Regions from separate parts of the Homo sapiens genome. Here region 1 is linked to region 2. Evidence: read pairs that join two places in POLR2A ChIA-PET (ENCODE). Cell type or tissue: MCF 10A. All regions are shown on one strand.

Region 1 (8,000 bases), 140 kb after region 2:
ATATATATAGCCAAATAATATCTATTCCCCCACTGCCTCTAGCATGGTATAAAATGCATATTTAGTGAATCAAATCATGTGAGCTTTTGGGTGCTGAAATTTAAAAGAAAAAAAAGAAAAAGAAAAAAAAACCTTTCTAAATGGAAGGGAGAAAGGGGGAAATACAATGTTCTGATTATATATTGCCGCATGTGAAACTACCCTCAAGTCTTAAAAAACAGCACTTCTACTACAGCTCATAATTTTGTAGGTCAGAAATTTGAGCAGTTTGGCTAGGCAACTCCTCAACTCCATCTAGCCCCACCTGGGGTCACTCAGTGGTATTCAGCTGATGGCTGGGCTGGTCTGGAGGACACCTTGGTGGGGAAGTCTGAAAGATTGGGTTCATTCAGATCCCTTCTTTCTCTTTCCATTAAGTCTCAAGGTGCTTCTGTGTGGTCTCTCCTGCAGGATAATCATATTTTCTACTTGGCAGTTGCAGACTCAAGGTGAAATCTATCAGAGTTCTTCAAGGCTGGACTTGGAATGGGCACAGCATCACTTGTTTCTAGGGGAGGAAAATGGACATGCATCTCAGATGAAAGAATGTCAAAGAATTTGTAGCTATCTTTATTTTACTACCTACGGTGAATTAAATGACAAAGGAGAGCTGTGCAGTAAGAAGAGACCTTTGAATTGAGGATCCGCAGGGCTTCTCTCTGGGCTATATCAGGTCCCTCATTATATTTTCTCACAGCCCTCTGATCTTCTACAGTCTTCATCACCGGGTGTGTAATATGTTCCATTTGACATTACTTGATTAGAGTCTGTTTTCTTCTCTGGACTGTTGGCTCCAAGAGGGCAGGGAACATTTCCATTCTGTATGCCACTGTACACTCAGCAGTCAGCACAGAGACTGACACACAAAGGGAACTTAAAACACAGTTGTTGGGTGGGTGGATAGATGGGAAGAGGGATGCATGAATCGTTCTTCTAGCCACTGAACTGGATGGCTATGCTTCAATTCATTCTTTGTCAAAAAATGATCTTTGAGGTTTCTCTTAGCCCTGACATTCTGTAGTTCACCACCTGAGGCATATACAATGACTGGAAGGAAAGCATGAGCCAATGATGGGATAAGGCTGCCAAGAAAGCTAATGGGATCTCAGGCTCTTATGAATGAGATTGCTGAGTCCAGGACAGTGTCTGCTGCACAGTGTTCTGGCCTCTAACTGGAAACCACCTCTGCTTCTGGGCACAGTACTTTTAGAAAGATAATGACAAAGTATAAGCTGTCCAGAAGTCACTATACTGGTAGGTGAAGGGCCTAGATGTCGTAGAGAAGTTGAAAGCCTCAGGATTATTTTTCCATAGAAGAAAAGTCCTAAGGCTCATCACAAATGTATTCAAATGTTCAAGTGGTAGCCTCAAGGCAGAAGCTGACTTCCTCTGTGTAAACCCCAGACTGCAGAACTATGACTGATGAATGAAAGTTATATGAGGAGAAATTTTGGTTCAACAGAAAAAAATTTATAAGCAAGAAGTTGCTTGATAAATACTGTAAGGTTTAAAGGAGGCATGCATCCTCAAACACCAGAAGTATTCAAGAAAATAGTCTCAGTGCCTAAATACACAGGCTAAAGAGAATCAAAACACAACTAATGATTGGAAAAGATGGCCCATGCTGCTAAAGTACAAAGCTAGGTGGTATTTGTGGATTTGAGGCCAGAGGACCAGGGTTCCAACTACATCTCTACCACTTTGACATGATGTTAGGCACATGACTTTGTCTCTTAAATAAGAGACTCCTGAGAATTAAATAGAATCATGCATATAACTACCTAGTATATCAAGTAGGAACAGAGTAGACTTGTAATGAATGGTAGGTTTTTTTGTTTTGTTTTGTTTTGTTTTGAGACAGAGTCTCACTCTGTCACCCAAGCTGGAGTGCAGTGGCATGATCTCAGCTCACTTCAAGCTCCACCTCCCAGGTTCACGCCATTCTCCTGCCTCAGCCTCCTGAGTAGCTGGGACTACAGGTGCCCGCCACCACGCCTGGCTATTTTTTTTTTTGTATTTTTAATAGAGATGGGGTTTCACTGTGTTGGCCAGGATGGTCTCTGTCTCCTGACCTTGTGATCAGCCCACCTTGGCCTCCCAAAGTGTGGGATTGCAGGCGTGAGCCACTGTGCCTGGCCAATAAATGGTAGTTTAAAAAAATTATTTCTGTTAGTATTATTACATGAAAGGAAAAAGAAAGGAGAAAGAAAGCATTTCCCAACATCTGCTTTAAGCCAAACCATATATATATATATGTTTATGGTTTGGCTTATATACATATATAAACTTCTTTTCCTATTTACAAATTCTCCATTTGCAAATGAGAAAACTGGGACTCAGGGAACAGAAACAGTTCACCCAAAGACACACATATAGGAAGCGGTAGAGAAAAAATTCAAACCCTGATATTCTAACCACAGAGTCCAATTTCTTAATAAATCAGTCTGTATAGCACTCTACAAGTATGCCTTCTTATCCTAATAACATCATTTTCATTAAATGTTACACAAGCATTTGTCCTGTTTTCTCCACTAAGCCAGAACCTTTGTAGGACAAGGACTTTTTCCATATTTTGTTTGTATTCTGTGTCTCTAAGTAAGTCCTTAAATGCCTGAAGGGTCTTAATATTTCTCACAAACTGTAATTTTGCTGCAAATTTCTTTCTAGAGAAGATAATTCCTTATAATATTTATTTGGGGCTGTTGGTTATTAGGCATTGAAAGCATATTCTCCAAACCATAACTATTTTAATATTTTGAGGGTCATTCTCACTCTGTCAACCCAATCTGAGTATGCAGATATACCTCCCTCCAAGTTGATCTGTCTGTGCTGCCAATTCAAAGCCTGAGCAATTAAAGGTAATTTAAGGGATGCCAGCTTGCCTATTGCTAATCATGTGAATTTGGGCAAGTTATTTAACAGCCATAAACTCCAGTTATCTTATTTGTAAAGTATTTATTATAAGCTGTCTCGTAATAATTTTATGAAGATTAAATGAGATAACACAAGAGAGGTAAAACTGTGCTTTGCAAATTTTTTTATTTTCCTTCTGGGCACATAAGTAGTTTTTATTGCCCAGGCTCTTTATATCTAAGTAAGGGCATTGGTACCTAAATCTAGCCAAAAGAATGGGGCAGTTGTGACATAGGCCATTTCTTCCCCTGGACCTCAGAACTTTCTACCCACTAATCCTTCCCTAGTTATCAGTTAGATGTTTAAAAAAAATCCAGGGAAGGACTCTAAGGTCCTGGAAGAGGTCTGAGATGAAAGATGTCACTCAGATAGAGAAAAGCTGCTCCAGCCATATTGGACTGTGATCACTGTACATAAATGTTTTTTTGGGGATTGTTTACTACAGCAACTAGTATTTCTTGCCCCCTGGCTTACACAACTAATAAATAAATGCACCTAGCATGGTATCTGCCACATAATACTTTATCATTGTTTGCACCCTTATTTTTCCTCTCATAATTTCTTTATTTTTGGCATCTTGTGCCAAAATAAGAACAGTTTCAAATAGCAATACTATTACAATTTATAAAGCTTCTCATCTCTATACACAAATATATATATTTATTTGAATCATGCAACTTCCTAGAACTGGCATGAATTTATTGCCTTCATCTGCAATTAAAGAGACTCAGTTAAATTATAGGGAGAGGAAAATTTACTTTGTATGAATATTATCTGTGGGCCTGATCAACAAATAAGTGCTTAATTTAGTGTCTCATATCTGGCAATACAGGTAGCTAATGACTATTAAAATACTTCATGTGAGTACACTGGTACTCAGAGCACAGCCCAAGGCTGTATACCTAGTAAGTGATAAAAATAGAAATTTAACTTGAGCCAATGTGTCTCTAAAACCTGTGCCCTTTTGAATACACAGGCAGTCATGAGACTGCCACGATTACACAAGCAGGCTGCCACTGAGCTCATAGAAGACTACAAAAGTGTTGACTCCTAGCCCAGTTCCCCTTTCACTACCTCACATTGCCTTCCTCTGGAGACAAATGATTATCCCCTTGTAATTGGTTTCTCAGTTATCAGGAGGAAGATAAGACTCTTTTCCATCTGCATCACTTCTCAATGACAACATTGTTGCATAGCAGTTTTTGAATGAATTAATCAGATTTTAAATATTTAGAATTTACTGTGGTTGCCCCTTTATGAAATCAAATAAGCCAAAAGAAATATGCTTCTGACTTTGTGCATATCAAGAAATAAATATATCTTCTGCAAGGGAAAATATGGGTGCCTTTTGCCATTGAGCAACACAGCAACAGATGGAACTCAGCGTGAGGCACAGAAATCCATGGGTGTTTCCTGGTGGAGATGTCATTTGCCAGAAGAAAGCTGAATCGTGAGGCTGTTTTATAGCAATGAAAATAAACAACTTTATTCAAACATAATTAATCTTCCCCAAAATATTCTTCCTTCCTTGGTGTTTTTGTTCTCACCAGTGTTTGAGGAATCTCTCCCTAGGTTTGAGTCACCAAACACCTATTTTGATTTTTTTAATGTTTTATGTTTAGATACAGACGTGTCATTACCCACTGAGAGCTTAGTCATCCTTTCTCAGGGTCACATCAGTGCCTCCACCCATCCACAAGTCTAGCTTTCCAGTTTCAATTACCCCTACATCTTTATGTCCACCTTCAACTACAGCTCACCCAGTTGTAAACTGATCCCTATGTATGGCTTGCAGCATTTCATCTTTGTATCTGTGTCTCTGTTCCCTCCTTTCTGTTTTTCTTGCCTTTATATCCCTCTACAAAAATCCTCCCATCTTCCCTTTCTGTTTCTTTTTTAAAAAAAAAAAATTAATTGTTTGTTTTTTGTATAATAACTCATTACCAGAAAATTGCTATAAGTACTCATTTACCTGAGTTTTTCCAATTCCATTAGTTTTTCACATAGAAAAAAAAATACGTTTCTAAGATTGGTTGAAAGCCAGGAGGCAAAAAAAAAAAAAAAAAAAAAAAAAAGGAAACCAATATATTTGGAGTGCTTGGTCTGTGCTCAGTGTTGCGCCATGCACTTCACAGAAATTACTTTGTTGAATGCCCGCAATGACCTTGCAAAGTAGACTGACATGCTTCTTTTCTATTTAACAATTAAGAAACATTGGGCTCAAAGTGTTTAAGGAATTTCCCAAAAATTATCCAGCCATAAAATAAGTGGTAGAGTGTACGATGCAGAGTACAATCTCTTTCACTTTTAACTCCCTTACAATTCCCAGAACACTGCTATATTCAGCTTTTTTCACTGAGTAAACCAAAAGTATAAATACTGAAAGGATTGTCAAAGAAAAAAGAAACATCCATATTTAACCTTTCTATATGAACCACATTATCCATCCTTGGTTTCATGGAGACTTGGATTCTACACTGTGCCTGCATGACATATCAGAGCCTGTTTGACAAGCCAACCATACCATCAACTTCCTCATTGCCTTCCCTGATTTGAACCACAAAACTGGAGAGCTTCATTAATCCAATGTTGCATAGAAGACTTTGAAGAGATTCTTGCTCTGTCTTTTAATTTGGAGTCTGTACTTGAAAATTCAAGTACATTTTCAGCACTCCATACTCAAAAGGAAAAAAGACAAGAAAGAGGAGAAAAAGAAAGATATGGAGAAGAAAAAGGGTACACTCTTACTAATTTTCCTATAAAGCACTGTCCCATTCTGTTTCTTCTTACCTTAAGTGTTTTTTCATTAATAGTGTGAAGGTGACCTCCTTTGGGAAGAGGGAATATTTTTCTAAAGAAAAAAGTGTTTCATGTGCACATTAAGTTCCCAATAAATAGATGTGTGGCTTTTAAATGATTACTTTGTCCCATAGCTCTATATGAGAGTGGTGTTGAAATTCTCCCTGAAAATTTCTATATTTTGTCAAGGACCTTTATTTTCTCAAAGATTTAAAAATCTGGGCCTGGCTCATGCCTATAAATCCCAGAACTTAGGATGGCTGAGGTGGGGGAATTTCTTAAGCCCAAATGTTCAAGACCAGCCTGGGGAACATAATGAGACACCATCTCTACAAAAATAAAAATAAAAATAAAAATTTAATTATCCAGGTGTGTTGACACACACCTGTAGTCTCAGTTACTCTGGAGGCTGAAGTGGGAGGATTGCTTGAGCTGGGGAAGTTAAGGCTACAGTGAGCCATGATTGCACCACTGCACTCCAGCCTAAGCAACAAAGCAAAACCCTGTGTCAAAAAAAATTAAAAATGAAAAAAATTAAAATCTGATTAAATCCATCAAGTACATTTAAATTAATGTAAATGGAACTCAACTTCATATAAGATGAGATTAAAACCAATTCATTACCTTGAAAATTGGTGAATAAAGGGAAAGACTCAAGCATTTATCCTGCCCTTCCTATAGCAACTGTACCACTGGTTAACTAAATAGTAGGTAATGGAATGTGATTTTTATAAAAATATCCCAGTAGATAAATGCAAAAAATAAAATAAAATTAGACTATTTTGAACTCCCTCTCCCCAGTGAATTGATAGATCCAATTACTAATCATCAACAGCTCTGAACATCACAAGAAAAACCAGCAGTCATAATGCAGTTGTTGATGGAAGAACTCATCACCACTTCCAATGTTACCAAAGGGATTGAACTGAGTCTCATCAGGTCTTGGATCCAGCTGCCACTTTGCAAGAAATAGGACAGGGGAACATGTTGTCCTGTGCTATAAATGTGCAACAAACACAATCCAGACTGTGGGAGACTTCCCAGATGCCCTCAGTACTCTTGCAGATGAAGAGTAAGGAAAAGTGAGGGTTAGAGGGTGAACCTATAGATTAATAGACTCAACATTAAAAAAAATAATGAGCAAGCCTAAATCATGGTGTCTAGAGATGGATACTTAGGTAACAAATCTATAAAGAAACAGAAGGTGATATGGCTTGGCTTTGTGTTCCCAACCAAATCTCACCCTGAATTGTAATAATCCCCAAGTGTTGTGGGAGGGAGCCAGTGGGAGGCAAGTGAATCATAGGATTGGGTTTTTCCCATGCTGCTCTTGTGATAGTGAATAAGTCTCATGAGATCTAATGGTTTTATAAAAAGGCAGTTTCCCTAACAAGCTCTTGCCTGCCGCCATGTAAGATGTGACTTTGCTCTTTCTTCACCTTCCTCCATAATTGTGAGGCTTCCCCAGACATGTGGAACTGTGACTCCATTAAACCTCTTTCCTTTATAAATTATCCAGTCTCAGATATGTCTTTATTAGCAGCATTAGAACAAACTAATAGAGTAAATTGGTGCTGGTAGAGTGGGGTGCTATAAAACTACCTGAAAGTGTGGAAGTCACTTTGGAATGGGGTAACAGGCAGAGGTTGGAGCAGTTCAGAGGACTCAGATGTAGATAGGAAAATGTGGGAAAGTTTGAAACTTCCTAGAGACTTGGAGAGCTCAGAAGACAGGAAGATGTGAGAAAGTTTGGAATTTCCTAGAGACTAGTTGAATGGCTTTGACCAAAATGTTGATAGTGATATGGACAACAAGGTCCAAGCTGAGGTGGTCTCAGATGGAGATGGGGAATGTTTTGGGAACTGGAATAAAGGTCACTCTTGCTATTCAGAGACTGGTGGCATTTTGCCCCTGACCTAGAGATCTGTGGAATTTTGAACTTGAGAGATATGATCTGAAATTGGAACTTACCTTTAAAAGGGAAGCAGAGCATAAAAGTTTGGAAAATTTGCAGCCTGATGATGCAGTAGAAAAGAAAAACCCATTTTCTGGGGAGAAATTCAAGCCTGCTGCATAAATTTGCATAAGTAATGAGGAGTTGAATGCTAATTGCCAAGACAAAGGGGAAAATGTTTCCAGGGCATGTCAGAGACCTTAGCAGCAGCCCCTCTCATAATAGGTCCAGAGGCCTAGGAGGAAAAAACAGTATCCTGGTCTGGGCCCAGGGTCCTCCTGCTATGTACATCCTA
Region 2 (8,000 bases):
TGCCTTTTCACTTTCTTGGTGGCGACCTTTGAAGCGAAAACTTTTTAAACTTGATCTTATCCAGTTTGCCTACTTATTCTGTCTTCACTTATGCTTCCAGTATCATATCTAAGAAACTTTTGCCTAACCCAAAGTCATGAATATATACTACTATATTTACTTACAAGACTTTCGTACTTTTATCTCTGATATTTAGGTCTATGATCCATTTTATGTTAGCTTTTCTGTACAGTGTAAGGAAGGGTCCACCTTCATTTTTTTCCAGGTAGATAGCCAGTTGTTTCAGCACCACTTGTTGAAAAGACTATTTCTTTTCATATCGATTTGTCCAGGCAACCTTGTCAAAAATCAATCAACTATATTGTAAGGATTTACTTCTGAATTTTCATTTCCACTGCATTAGTTTATAGCCTATCTCTCTGCAAGTACAACATTTTCTTAAATACCATACTTTTGTTTAAGTTATGAAATTAAAAAGTGTGAATTTTTAACTTTATTTTCCTTTTTAAAAATCATTTTGGTCCTTCTTGGTCCCTTACATTTTCCTATAAGTTTTAAAATCAGTTTGTCAATTTCTGCAGAAAGTGGCACTAGGATTTTGATAGGGACTGCATTGAATTTATAGTTCAATTTGGGAAGTACTGCTATCTTAACAATATTAAATTTTTCAATCTATAAATGTGGTTAAATTTCAATTTATTTAGGTCTTCTTTAATTTCCTTCAGCAATGTCTTGTAGTTTCAGTGTACACGTCTTGCATTTCTAAACCTCGTGGACTATGTATTTTTAAAAAATTAATTAATAAACTTTGGTACAGCAGAATTTAAACTATCTAATAATTATAATAAGTTACCTGAATATACTCCCAATGAAGAATCTTTGTGTTTTTATTATATTTCTTTAACATAGGAAACCCTTTTAATCCATGTACGATATTATTTAGTTTATAATTATGTGTTTGGGCCATACCTTCCTGTTTCTTAGTGTGTTTCACAGCTTCGTGTTGAAAACTGGAATTTTTCATAATCTAATGTGGCAACTCTGGAAATAAGATTCCTCACTTCCCAGGGTTTTCCACTGTTACTGTTTGTTGTTCCTGCTGTTTGAAGTTTGTTTGGTGACTTTACTCAACTTATTATTTAAAGTCTGCACTGTGTTGTGTGTGGCCACTGAAGTCTCTGCTGAGTTAGCTTAGTGGTCAGGGAATGATTGGATAAAAATTTGCATGAATGACTTGAACCCATAGGTCTCTCACACTTTACCATGGAGCCCTGAGTGGATGTGTTGGGGCACCATTTCAACACTGCCAGTTTTCAACTCTGCCTTAGCTTTCAGTTCCTGTTTATGCAGATCCTCAGTGTCAGCCAGCATAAGATATTGGGATCTTCTCAAGTCTTTCCCGAGCATTCTCACAGCCCTGCACATGTACATCATTTTCTAGATGCCCTTGAATATGTTGGAGTCTTTTAAAGCCCCCTGTAAATGTTTCATTTTTCAGCTTTTTCCTTTAAGGGTCTTAGCTAGCCTCTTATTTGCCCTAATTGATACAACTTGTATCACTGCTTCAGGCAGCTTCAATTTAAATGATGGACACTGTTCATTTTTCACAAACACCCTGGGGATACAGCATTTCCCCAGTGAATGAGCTCTGAGTCAGTTAAAATAAAGCCAGTCTCCATGAATGGGGCTTTCCAGGGAGTTGTCAGGCAGGTCAGATAGTGATAGTTCTCTAGGAATGGACTTTTGGGAGATCTCTAAACACTTTCTATCCCATCCAGTAGCTGTAAGACTGCTGGTTTTCACAATTACCATGCTCGTGAGGCTGTTGGTTTTCACTGCTACTGTGCAGGAAAACAGAAATAGAAATAGTGTGTGTTAAAATGCTACAAAGCTCTTTGCTATTCTTACAGAAATTCAGCTATTTTTCTTCAACAAACATTCTTCAGATTGTTACAAGCTTTTGATTAAGTTTTACAGCTCTGTAAAAGTTTATTTTGTCAATTTTTTTAGTGTTCTTTTTGCTGTTATGAAGTAGATTTTCAGAAGTCTTCACTCCAGCTTTCAGAAAGTGTTCCTTCTCCTAATTATCTCTATCTCTCTGGCTACTCTTGGAAGGTTTAAAGGCTTTTCTTCTTAATGCTTATGGCCCATAACTGGTTTTTGTTGTTGTTGTTAGAGTTCTATGTTCGAGGCTCTCCCCTGCTCTCTCACCTTTAATCAAGTCCTTGGATATCCTGATTCACTGCTATGGCTTCTGGTAGCATCTTTGTGAAGGTGACTTCTCATTTGTAACTCCAGCACATGTGCTTCTTCTGAACTCCACACTGTTTTATCTAAGTATCTGTAGATATCTCTTGAAAGACTCACAGACATCTTAAATCCAATCTGTTCAAAAGTAAATGCATCACAAACTTTTTCCTCCAACCCCATATCTGCATTTTGATGTTCCTTATCACAATTTATGGCACTACTATATACATAGTCAAAAAAATCAACCAACAGCAACCCTTCATACTTCCTTTCTCTATCCCATACAGCAGCTCAAGTGGTATTGTATCTGATAATCCCATTTTCCTGCATTTTGATAACATTACTTCCCATTTCTTGGCCACTTGCTACATTTACAAGGAAATTAAAGTGCTTTAATGAAATCTACAAAGAACTTCAAGATTTGGATTCTGTCATGCTCTCCAGGATCATGTTTTTATACTCTGCCAGCCACCTTGAATTTTCATTTTCATATTTACCTTATCTTTAGTATTTGCTGTCCTGAGAGAAATCTCCATGTGCTTATATTAGATCTCACAAATTTTTGTGTATGCTGCCTTGAGTTGGATTCTGTTACTTGCAACCAAAGAATCCTAAATAACAAAATAAGCTTCACAGCATAACTACAGCATTAGTTATCTTGCTTTACCCATTGTTCTAATTTTTCTTACCAATATATCTACTCTTAGCTGAGCTGATGAGGCTGCTGTCACACCCAGTGTGGTCCAGACTCTTCCAGTCTATCTTCTTGTTATGTTCTTGACAGATCTCATCAGCAAACTCTCTCCTCACAGCTCATATTATGCCAAGAGATCAGCCCTACCCATTAATTTAGTCTCTGAATAGAAAGCTGCTGTCTCTCTCTCATTTTTTTTTTCTCTTCTCAGACAAAATCCCCCTTCTGTCAGGAAGAAAAAAAAAATGGTGTGTTTACTATTTACAACTAGTATATGAACTGTTATTGTCCTAGGAGCAAAACCCAACTGGACAGTTTTCTCTTTTCTGTCTCCAGTATATGTAGATTACATAACCCCTTTGAGAACTGTAAAATGGCACACAATGGTTATTATTTATTCTAACTGCAGGGAGGCAGATTTAGGTTCTGGGATTATCATTTGTTTAAATTCATGTTCATTGATCATGGGGGCAGTTTAAGATACAAATTGGTCCTTGGCTCTGACAAGCATGTGTTGCTAACCTGTTTCCTCTTACTGGCTAGTTCCTGACTTTGAGATAGTGGTTTTACCATTCCATCTCCCTTTCTTTCCTTTTTATTCTTTTTTTAAAATTTATAAAATCTGGTAAAGTCCATCAAAACTTGAGGATTGTTAGGAGAATTAACTATGTGAATGGACACAAAAAGCCTAATATGGGATCTTGTCAGTGAGCCATTCAATAGATGACAGCTTAGTTTATTGTCATCAGCATGGTCATTCACCATGCAACCTCTGCTGTTAACAGATTTCAGACTGTAATCTTTTGTTTCTTCTTTCTAATCCTGCACTTCCTCTGACTGTTCCATTTTGGTTCCGAGCAAGCAGGCCGCTTGTGTCTGAATCTGGCCAATCCTGAAATCTCTGCTTGGCTTTGTCAGACAAGTTCAGGCATGCACAGACATGTCCATGAGTTTCTCAGAAGGTTGACTCTGCCAAAGCCAGAACACCACTCCCCCACTTTCCACTGGGTCCTGTGCTCCAAGCTATTGGACATAAGTTTGTGCTTTCGAAACTTCAGTATTTACACGGAATCTGTGCCTCTGATTTACCCAGTGTCCAGCTGCTGATACTTATCTTGAAATTTCTAAGTGCAGGGCTGCAATCAAAGCATCAGGGCACAGAAATGAACAAATAAAGATGTTTGGGGACTGCCTGCTTTTCTCATGCGATTTGCACATTTTTCTTGGCTTGCGTAATCTGAGGAGGCTGGGACCATAGGCCCCTTCATTCCTTGGCCCAGTGGCAGCACATGGCAATGTTACAAATACGGGAGCTGGACATTCAGGAGGGGCCTCACCCCTGCTAGGAAAGCATCCACCTCTGTGCCTCCCAGACAGCGTTGACGCATTCAGACAAGCTGGACAAAGAACGTACAGTCTACATTCCCTGGCCTTTGAAGGGAAGATGTTGCAATGTACAGGCAGTTGGAGTGTTTTGCCTAATTCATCAAAACATTCACATTTGCTAGTAATACAATGCATCTATGATGAGAAGGACTTAGGGGAAGGCACTGTGGATTAAGGGTAAAATGGCTCATGTCCCCTAATTTCTACCATTCGGCTAAGCTTTGAAGCAGCCTCCCTTCATTCATGAAAGTGTTGCAGGGTTGTTAAAAATGCATGGGCTTTGGAACCAGATGGATCTGTGGTTCAGACTTGCTAGCTGTGGGATCTTGGGCAACATACCCTTTCTAAAGCCTCTGCTCTCATCTGGAAAGTCAGGGCAGTAAAACAAAACTCTTAGAGCTTTTACAAGGATTCTTTGAGATAATGTATAGTGATTAGCAGGGTAACACACACAGTAAGTGCTATAAATGAACTTTTATCATTCACCTACTTTTTAAGTGCCTACCATGTGCCAGGCACCCAGCCAGGCACTTAGCATTTCTTTGCACCTCAATTTGATTGGACATTGCAATGGGAGTTGGAACACAAGGAGAAGCATATTTGAAAGAGGCAATGAAGACTTAACTTTAGACCCAGTATCACCTAAAATGAAACCATATGGCTTTGGGCAAGAGATATTTCTCTAGACCTCAGTTACTTCAGCTGAAAAGCAGAGTAACCATTTCTGTCCTAAGAACTAATGAGGAAGGCATAACAATTATTATTACAATTATAATAGATGGCATTAATATAGAGCTTATTTGCTTCTTAGCACTTTCTAAGCATTTTACATTTACTGATTTATTTACTCTTCACAACTACCCTAGGAGAATTATTACACAGATTCGACTAACAAAGGAATTAAGAGACCAAGAAGTTAAATGGTTTATTCATAGATAGTAATCAGAAATCAGCTAGTCTGGCTCCAGAGTCTTTTCCCTCAATCATCACACTTTGTACTTGGTGGACAATAAAACCTTGCATAAATATGAAGATTTATTACTATGCTGGAAAATTCTACCTAAAAAACTAGTATTTTGATCTAATCATTGTAGGCTCCAATATGGTTATTTTTAAGAGATCTGAATCAATTTCTCTATAATTTATTTTTTCTCAGGATTTTATTATAAAAATTTTCAAATAAACAGTATAGTTTAAGTATTTTTATAGTAAACATACATATACCTACCACTCAGATTCTGTAACTAACCTTTCACTATTAATATAATTGTCTTATCACATACCTCTCTCTAGATCTCCCCCCTCTCTCTCCATCAATCTATCTTATTTGTGACATGTTTAAAACTAAGTTGGAAGGCATCACTACATTTCACCCAATTCTCCAGTATGAATGTCATTAATTAGAATTTAATCTACTTTATGATCCATTTTGTTCTTTTCCAAAATGAATTTTAGGTTTCATATCTGCAATGAAGATTTGTAAATCTCAGAAAATACTAAGAAATTAATATTTCTTAGTAAGAAAATACTCAGAAATTGATAAATTAACAACAAACCATGGGACAGTCTACTTTTAATATTGTAAATTCATTAATATTATCATTATTATTACTATTGTAGTTGATTTTCACACCTGATTTTTCAATCCTAACAGCCAGTCTGCTATTCAGCTGCTATTTTTCCTGTTCAGACCTTCCATTTCATCCCCAGACATAATGACTCCTGCTCAATTTTTCCCATTTCCACCCTCACCCTCTTGTGCCCAAATTCAACCACAGTTTGCTCTCTGCCAGACCTCCATATATCCAGTGGGATTCCAATGCTGCCACAGAATTCCACATGGTATCCAAGTATCTGACTGACCCAGCCAATTATTACAATAGCACCTTATATTTAGTTGGTGCTGGTTCATTATTTCATTCAGTAAGTATTTATCAAGAGCCTATTTAACCAGGTGACCAGGAAGGGGGAGGGCAAAGAGTGAGCTAGGAGCATTGAGTAAATAAAGAATTAGATCAACTAACTCACATGTATGACGTAACTTCTGTGTACACAACATTGCCATCAAGGAGTCAAGTCAGGGGAAGAAAACAAATGCACATGAAACAATTGGAGACCAGCTGTAGAGAGAGAAACAAGCAAAATTTCGTGTAGTCATGTAGAATGGTTTGTTTGCATATCTGCCAAAGAGATGTAGAATAAAAATGCTTGTAGGATTCCACTTCCAGAGAGAAATGAGACTGTAAATTAATATTGGTTCGACCTAAGGCCATGTCCTAATAGACGGAATAAAAAAGAGTTTTTTTAAAAAAATAGAATTATTAAATAAAATGTTTTTTTAAAAAAATAATTATGTTGGGCAATTGATAAAATGTCTTAGAATATGTGAAGAGGCCAGCCGCGGTGCCTTACACCTGTAATCCCAGCAATTTGGGAGGCCAAGGTGGGCAGATCACCTGAGGTCAGGAGTTTGAGACCAGCCTGGCCAACATGGTGAAGCCCTGCCGTCTCTACTAAAAATACAAAAATTACCCAAGTGTGGCGGCGAGTGCCTGTGATCCCAGCTACTCGGGAGGCTGAGGCAAGAGAATCACTTAAACCCAGGAGGTGGAGGTTGCAGTGAGCTGAGATCATGCCACTGAACTCCAGTCTGGGAGAAAAAGTGAGACTCCGTCACAAAACAAAAAAAAAGAATATGTGAAGAGATTGAGCGAAGGAGTCAAAAACTTAAAGCTGGAGCCAGAGCCAGATGCCACAAGGATGAATTCGATACAATGAGAAAGATGGTTGTGATTCAGAGATAATATCTTTTCTAGTACTGTTAGAGCTGAAAGTGTTTGGCAGCATATTGTGTGCCCAAATCAGACAGAGATGAGTGGTAACATTCTACTTAATTGATGAAGAATTAGTAAACAGAGATTGGACCCCAGGGAAGTGACCAAAGGAAAATCCAACAAGAAGAAGCCAATGATTGTAAAGACTGAAAGAACTATCGGTAGCAAATTCAAGAAGTCATATGGAATGAATACAAGTTGGTGTCCTGATTCTGTTGCCTTCTAGGTACACGAACTCCAGTTTGATGAGCTCCAGCGTTCTAAGTTATAAAAGTAGAATAGAATTTGCTCTTAAGGGGTGTTGTATGGGTTGAATGAGATGCTAAACAAAACATGTGTAGCATAGGTCCTGGTTGAGACAGTTTGCTGATAATTTCAGTTTGTTTTCTGCACTTGGATCCTTTCAGCCTAGGGAGCATAGAATTGTGGGAATTCCCACTGAACATCATGAGCCTTTGTTGTGGCCAGAGTTAATGGATCTGGCCCATGTTCTACATTGCCTTTGAGCATGTGTGGTGACTTTGAGTGAATAACTTTTTTAAAAAAAGAAAAAGGCACCTTTTGGGGAATGTTAGTTGTTTAAATTTCTTCCTCAGATAAAAATAATAATAATAATAAAAATAAAGCCATCATTTCACCAAGCCTGGGCACATAGGTTGGTGAATACAGCACAGATTGGGTTTGAGCCCCCACTCATCCTCTCAGCCACGACAGCCCCTCCCTGTCCGTGGTTTCAAGCAACATTATTGGGAGAAGAGAGAAATTAGACTATCTGATACACCAAAAAGGGAATTAATAGGTACCATCAAAGGAGGCATTCAGAAACTAAGAACCGT

Evidence for each region. ChIA-PET counts read pairs that join two places held together with the same protein. Peaks named below come from ENCODE experiments on the same cell type or tissue, not always from the same donor. Only the 100,000 strongest peaks of a DNase experiment are listed, where the experiment ranks them.
Region 1: POLR2A ChIA-PET joins it to region 2 with 20 read pairs; 4 of 35 experiments call an interaction of 5 or more read pairs at or near these places.

What each region holds. Positions count from the first base shown.
Region 1 is chr9:116,083,504-116,091,503 of GRCh38, forward strand. No RefSeq gene overlaps it. Among named protein-coding and RNA genes, the nearest start is that of PAPPA, 66 kb to the right of the region's middle. In MCF 10A, no CTCF peak of the experiment used is centred here; DNase peaks (open chromatin) are centred at 3,958 and 4,518.
Region 2 is chr9:115,940,431-115,948,430 of GRCh38, forward strand. The region is part of intron 1 of LOC124902258 (a long non-coding RNA gene); the gene reads left to right. Among named protein-coding and RNA genes, the nearest start is that of LINC00474, 19 kb to the left of the region's middle. RefSeq lists an enhancer at 3,312-4,511. In MCF 10A, no CTCF peak of the experiment used is centred here; DNase peaks (open chromatin) are centred at 1,661, 3,911 and 4,281.